Regions from separate parts of the Homo sapiens genome. Here region 2 is linked to region 1. A link is a loop called in an ENCODE intact Hi-C map of the cell type or tissue named here. Cell type or tissue: CD4-positive, alpha-beta T cell. All regions are shown on one strand. Links, peaks and the distances in the headings refer to the core of each region. The heading gives the core; the rest is flanking DNA.

Evidence for each region. Peaks named below come from ENCODE experiments on the same cell type or tissue, not always from the same donor. Only the 100,000 strongest peaks of a DNase experiment are listed, where the experiment ranks them.
Region 2: it touches region 1 in a loop (16-fold over the local background); 27 of 110 quality-filtered maps call a loop at or near these places.

The regions. Positions count from the first base shown.
Region 1 is chr12:7,112,000-7,114,908 of GRCh38, reverse strand. It overlaps C1RL-AS1 (C1RL antisense RNA 1), which reads right to left. Exons shown (of 12, transcript NR_026947.1): 6 at 2,845-2,902. Among named protein-coding and RNA genes, the nearest start is that of C1RL, 4.2 kb to the right of the region's middle. RefSeq lists an enhancer at 1,141-1,642. In CD4-positive, alpha-beta T cell, for the core only: a CTCF peak has its summit at 1,422 (motif pointing right); a DNase peak (open chromatin) is centred at 1,428.
Region 2 is chr12:6,868,002-6,870,910 of GRCh38, reverse strand. It overlaps TPI1 (triosephosphate isomerase 1), which reads right to left. Exons shown (of 7, transcript NM_000365.6): 2 at 1,924-2,047; 3 at 1,728-1,812; 4 at 1,521-1,653; 5 at 1,138-1,223; 6 at 775-862; 7 at 1-646. The coding sequence ends at 528. Among named protein-coding and RNA genes, the nearest start is that of TPI1, 1.9 kb to the right of the region's middle. RefSeq lists an enhancer at 1-190 and a silencer at 2,774-2,909. In CD4-positive, alpha-beta T cell, for the core only: CTCF peaks have their summits at 1,125 and 1,337 (motif pointing left); DNase peaks (open chromatin) are centred at 1,310 and 2,056; H3K4me3 peaks cover 874 bases; H3K27ac peaks cover 978 bases.

The DNA.
Region 1 (2,909 bases), core at 218-2,717:
AAGAAAACTAAGGAACAGAGAATTTTAAGTAATTTGCCAAAGGTTATACATGAAATAAAAGACAGAGATGGGATTTGAACCCAAACAGATTGGAGCCTGACCACCCAACCCTCAGTTTCTCCACCTCGCCCCTATTGACGTTCAGGACCAGGTAACATTTTGTTGTGGGACCTGCTGCCTTGTGCACTAGGATGCTTACCAGCATCACTGGCCTGTATCCACTAAATGCCAGTAATGGAAAAAAGAAATCTCTAGATATCATCAAATATCCCCTGGGGAGCAAAACTGCTCCTTGTTGAGTACCACTGATCTAACCATTTTGCTATTCTATTCTGCTTCCTAAGCAAGTAATGATATTTATTGTTTGCCAAATGACAGACACTGCCCTAAGCAATTCTGGTTATTAACTCATTTAACCCTCACACCAACCCTCTGGTGTGGGTACCGTTGTCCTCATCCTTGTTCTTCAGATGAGGATGTTAAGAGGCACAGAGAAATTATGTAAGCTGGCCTTGGTCACCAAACTTTTAAATGGTAGAGCCTGGGTTTAAACCTGGTGAGTGTGGCACACAAGCCCACTCCTTTAAGCAGCATGTTATGCTGATGACTGAAGAACACGGCATTGGTCGGGGAGTCACACATGCAAACGCAAGGCATGTTTGTGAAGCCATAGCATCATGACCGCGCCTGGAACACACATGCGAGGCGGCAGCGGTGGAGAGCGAAGCCAGAAAGTCATGCAGAGCCTGATTATGAAGGAAGAACCTGACGAGACAAACAAGTGGCTGGGGCTTCATCTCATGGATCAGGAGGCACAGTCATTGAAAAGTTTTAACCTGGGAAGGGGCACGATTGATTGAGATTTTAGATACTGGCAGAGTAGGGAGGATGGGCTTAAGGGCTAAACCTAGTGGCTGACACTCCATTGGGGTTGAGCTAGCGACTGCCTAGGTGTCCATAAGGCATGGAAGTCAAGGCCCTGACATGAAAGCCTGAGATAACTTGGGGGTGGAGGAGTGTGACCCATTAGGGTCACCCCTCTGCCCTGGGCTGTCCACATCTCCACTGGCCATGCCAGACAGAAGCAAAGGGTCCCAGTCTGGCTGACTCAGCCGCCTCATCACCCCTGCTGCTCTTCACCTCGCTCCTGTATCTCCCTCCTCACCTGGCACTGGGCACAAAAGCCCCCACGTGTCCCAGCCCAGGGCAAGGTATCTAGAGATAAGACAGGGAAGCTGTGGACAGAAATGGCTCGTGCTGCCCCAGACTCCTCTGCCTGGGCTCTCCTGTGGCTGTTTGGATTCCAGGAGAGGGCAAGCTCCTCTCTAAATGCTGGGGGCTCATGAAGGCTGCAGAGAAACTCCCTGGCCAGGAAGCCCCAAGGCACTTTCTGTTGTCCTGCCCTTCCCCTTTCAGGACAGAAGGGGGCAGCACCAACACGATTTTCAAAAATAAAACCAAAAATAAAGTCACTGGAGCACCCCAACCTTGTTTGCCCAGCTAAGATTGGAAAGACCCATGCCTGGCCTAAGTTTATATGCAAGGACAAAAACTTCTTCATTAATCATGTGGATTAAAGATGCCGATTAAAGGATCCATCCCCTCATTCTCTAATCCTGTCTGGCTCAGAAAGGACCATCTGGTCACAATTATAATTTCAGATACATTTATTTTGTAACTATCAAAGTTATTAAATAATATTAAAGAAGTTTTACTAAACAGAGAAACATGGTTTAAATCATCCACAACCCCATACTCTAATAGGAAGCAGTTATTTTAGATTTTTCTCACGGGTGCTTTCTATATTTGTAAACATAGTATCCTTACAATTTGGTAGCTTGCTACCTTTACTTAGCATGCCAGGAATCCCAGCTCCCTTACCTGCACTTGGGGGCCTTAACATAGAGCAGAGGTGGCCTATGCTCTTTAGGGACACTTGGGTAAGGGAAAGGGAACTGAAGTAAATGATTGAAGTGTTAGCAATAAGGTGACCAACTGTCCTGGCGTGTCGGGGAACTTAACTGGTTTTAGTGTTGAAAACCTCATGTCCTAGGAAAACCTCATTTCTAGACAGACCAGGATGATTTCTAATAGGTTACCCTATTAGAAAAAAGTCCCCCCAAATTCAGACATCCATTTTCATTTCTACATCGGCCTTTCAGCTATACTTCTTTGCTTTTTTCTACTAGTAGTCACCCTAGGGCAACTGTTCTCAAACTTTATACCCTTAAAAAATTATTGAGAACTCCAGAGAGCTTTGGCTTATGTAGGGTATATCTATTAATAGTCACTGTACTAGAAATCAAAATTGAGAACATTTTAAATCACAAAGATACACAAGCACGCATCCCGCTCACTGCCACGGATGAATCATTGCACATCACGTAGCCTCTGTAAATCCACCATATACCATGACAGAATGAGAGGGAAAAAAGCAAAGAACATCTGAGTATTTTTATGAAAGTCATTTTGTTACCTCACAGACCCCGTGAAAGGATCTTAGGGCCTGTGGGTCTTCCCACACCACAGGGTGGAGACCCGCTGCTCTGGGAATTAGTCTGCATCCTAAACTCCAGTTTTCTCAGTTCCTATTGTACCACTTCATGTGAAATGAAGGAAACTTGTAACCATGAGTCCACCCCCTTGTCCTCTATACCAGCAGTCCCCACCCTTTTTGGCACAAGGGACTGGCTTCATGGAAAACGGTTTTTCCACAAACCAGGGATGGGGCCAGAGGGAGATGGTTTCAGGATAGTTCAAACACATTACATTCATTGCATGTTTTCTTTCTATTATTATTGTTATTGTAATATATAATGAAATATTAATAATTATACAACTCACCGTAATGTAGAATCAGTGGGAGCCCTGAGCTTGTTTTCTTGCAACTAGACGGTCCCATCTAGGGG
Region 2 (2,909 bases), core at 290-2,789, 240 kb after region 1:
TTGCACAAATGATCATTTATATAGCTGCCTCAAAAAGGAAGATTATCTGGGCAAGTCCAGTGAAGGCAGACAAACCACAAGACCTAGTGCCAGGTTTATTCCCTCACATGGGTGGTTCACATACACAGCACAGAGGCACGGGCACCATGGGAGAGGGCAGCACTCCTGCCTTCTGAGGGGATCTTGGCCTCACGGTGTAAGAAGGGAGAGGATGGTTTCTCTTCTGCCCTCACTAGGGCCTAGGGAACCCAGGAGCAAATCCCACCACGCCTTCCATCTCTCAGCCAAGGAGAAGCCACCTTGGTGACGTTTAGTTCCAACCATTATAGTAAGTGGAGAAGGGATTGGCCTGGTCCCAACCATTACAGGGTGAAGATATAAACAGTAAAGGAAGATACAGTTTGGATGAGGCCACAGGAAGGAGCAGATGACACCATCAGAAGCATATGCAGGGAAAGGGCAGTTACTGGGCTTCTGGGCTGCTTAGTCCCTGGCTTGGCAGGAAGGGTAGGGAAGATGGATGGGGCTCATTGTTTGGCATTGATGATGTCCACGAATTCGGGCTTGAGGGAAGCACCACCCACAAGGAAGCCATCCACATCAGGCTGGCTGGCCAGCTCCTTGCAGGTTGCCCCAGTCACAGAGCCTGGGAAGGGAGCAGAACAAGGGCTTGGTCAAGAATGGGATGAGTCTGCCCCATCCCCACCTCCATGTCCGAGGGCTCAGTCTAGTCCTCAGCCCACTCCACCTCAGCCGGGAACCAAAGCCACTCACCTCCATAAATGATACGGGTGCTCTGAGCCACCGCATCAGAGACGTTGGACTTCAGCCATCCTCGGAGCTTCTCGTGTACTTCCTGGGCCTAGAACAAGAAGCTGGCCTAAGTAAGACCTTTTCTGCCTCTCTAAGAGGAAAAATCACTGGCACCAGTGGACACTTAGTGTGGTTTCTGACTGAGTCAGAGTACCAGGGCTCTGATCCAAGCCAGGCCCTGGACTGGATGCCCTTGGACAAGTCACTGTCTCTGGGTTCAAGGTCTCTGTGTCTTTGAAATAAGGGGTTGCCCCATGTGGGCTGTGTCTGTCCAAACCTATTGAGGCAGGCTGGGATGAGGGCAGGGCTCCTGGGCCCGGTTACCTGTTGGGGTGTTGCAGTCTTGCCAGTACCAATGGCCCACACAGGCTCATAGGCCAGGACGACCTTGCTCCAGTCCTTCACGTTATCTGCAGGGCAGAGATACAGATGGAGGGAAGGGTGAACAAGAAAGAGCTCTCCAGCCAGGTTCTCCGGAGTACGAAGAACGGTGGCCTACTGCCCCCTAGTGGACATTGGGGGATTTCCAGGTGGCATCTACCTTGGGGCTGGAGAAGTCATAGGCCCCAAGCAAAGATTGTCACTCCCCCTCCCCTTTTTCCTTTTCTGGATCAGCATGGGGACCAAGACAGGCTCCAGGGCCTGACCCTACCCTCTGAGTCTCTGTGGCCCTGGATAGGCTCAAAGGTCCCTTTCTCCAGAGATACCTGCGATGACCTTTGTCTGCTCGAAAACAACCTTCTCAGTGATGCCAGCTTCCCTTTCATCTAGCTTCTCCCCAATGCAGGCGATTACTCCGAGTCCCTCTGCCAGAGCATGGGCCACTTTCTGCCCAATCAGCTGTTGAGAAACAGACTTGGTGAGACATCCTTCTTGGAAAAAGACATCCCTTATCTTCTCTCTTGGCTACTAACCTCATCTGACTCCCCAAAGACATGCCTTCTCTCTGAGTGCCCCAGGACCACCCACGTGGCTCCGCAGTCTTTGATCATGCCAGGGCTAAAGGAAGAGATGAAGCCAAGGTTCAGCAGGGAGCCCACCCTGTGGCTTTCCCCTCAACGAGGAAAGTGAGGGAAGGGTCCCACACACCCCTCTCCACCTCGATCTCACCTGATCTCCCCAGTAAAAGCCCCATTAGTCACTTTGTAGCAGTTCTGCGCAGCCACAGCAATCTTGGGATCTAGCTTCTGCCGGGCGAAGTCGATATAGGCAGTAGGGGGAGCACAAACCACCTCTGAGGACAAGATGGTACCACAGGGGGATGAGACTAAAGAAAGCCTTCATTCCCCACAATTCCTAACCAGTGCCCTGGAGCCCCCCAGCCCTCACCCTCTTCTTCTTGGTTCTGCTCTCCCCCTTTTCACCCCAGCAAGATGACCTTTGTCCATTTTCCAGCCCAGGCTGGGTCTGCACTCAACTCGAAGAGCCTTCCAGATACCCCTGAGAGGCCACGGCCCTCACCCTGCCCTCTGCTCTTTTAACAGCTGGGGCTCCAATTTCCTCGAGCTATTCTCGGCATAGGCACCTCACAGACTCAGCATTCTCCAGGGAGCAACCCTGCTTCCCTTCTAAAATAGCCCATCCTCACCTCCCCTTTGCAAGGCAAGGATTTGTAGCAAAAGGAGAGGGGCCAACTCCTGGGGTTTGTATTGAGGCCTCTGGGGAATGAACGAGAAGGGGATGCCTCTTTGGATCAGGCCCGCGGCTCTCCGATTTCGGTGGAGGGAGGAAGGAGGATGGAGGAGAGCATCCTTTGCCCGTGGGTGGCAGAGACCTAACTGACTCAGAGGCCTTGCGCTTTGCTGTTTCCAGGTTGGGGAAAGCGGTAGGATGGCTCCTCACTCCCAAATCGCTCAGCCTGTTTGGCACGGGCTCGGTCCCTTCCGTGGAAGGCGGGAGTCGTTCAGGTTGCCGAAGGGAAGGGGTCAGATCTGGGGCTCAGGGAGCCCGAGCAGCTCGGCGCGGGGACGCGGACGCCGGCGAGGAAGGGGAGGAGTCTGGGGCTACGTGCGGCGGCGCACGGCGCGGGAGGCCAGGGCGCAGGGAGCGGGAAGCCCACGCGGCCCAGCCTCCCCCGGTCTCCCGCAGAGCCTCGG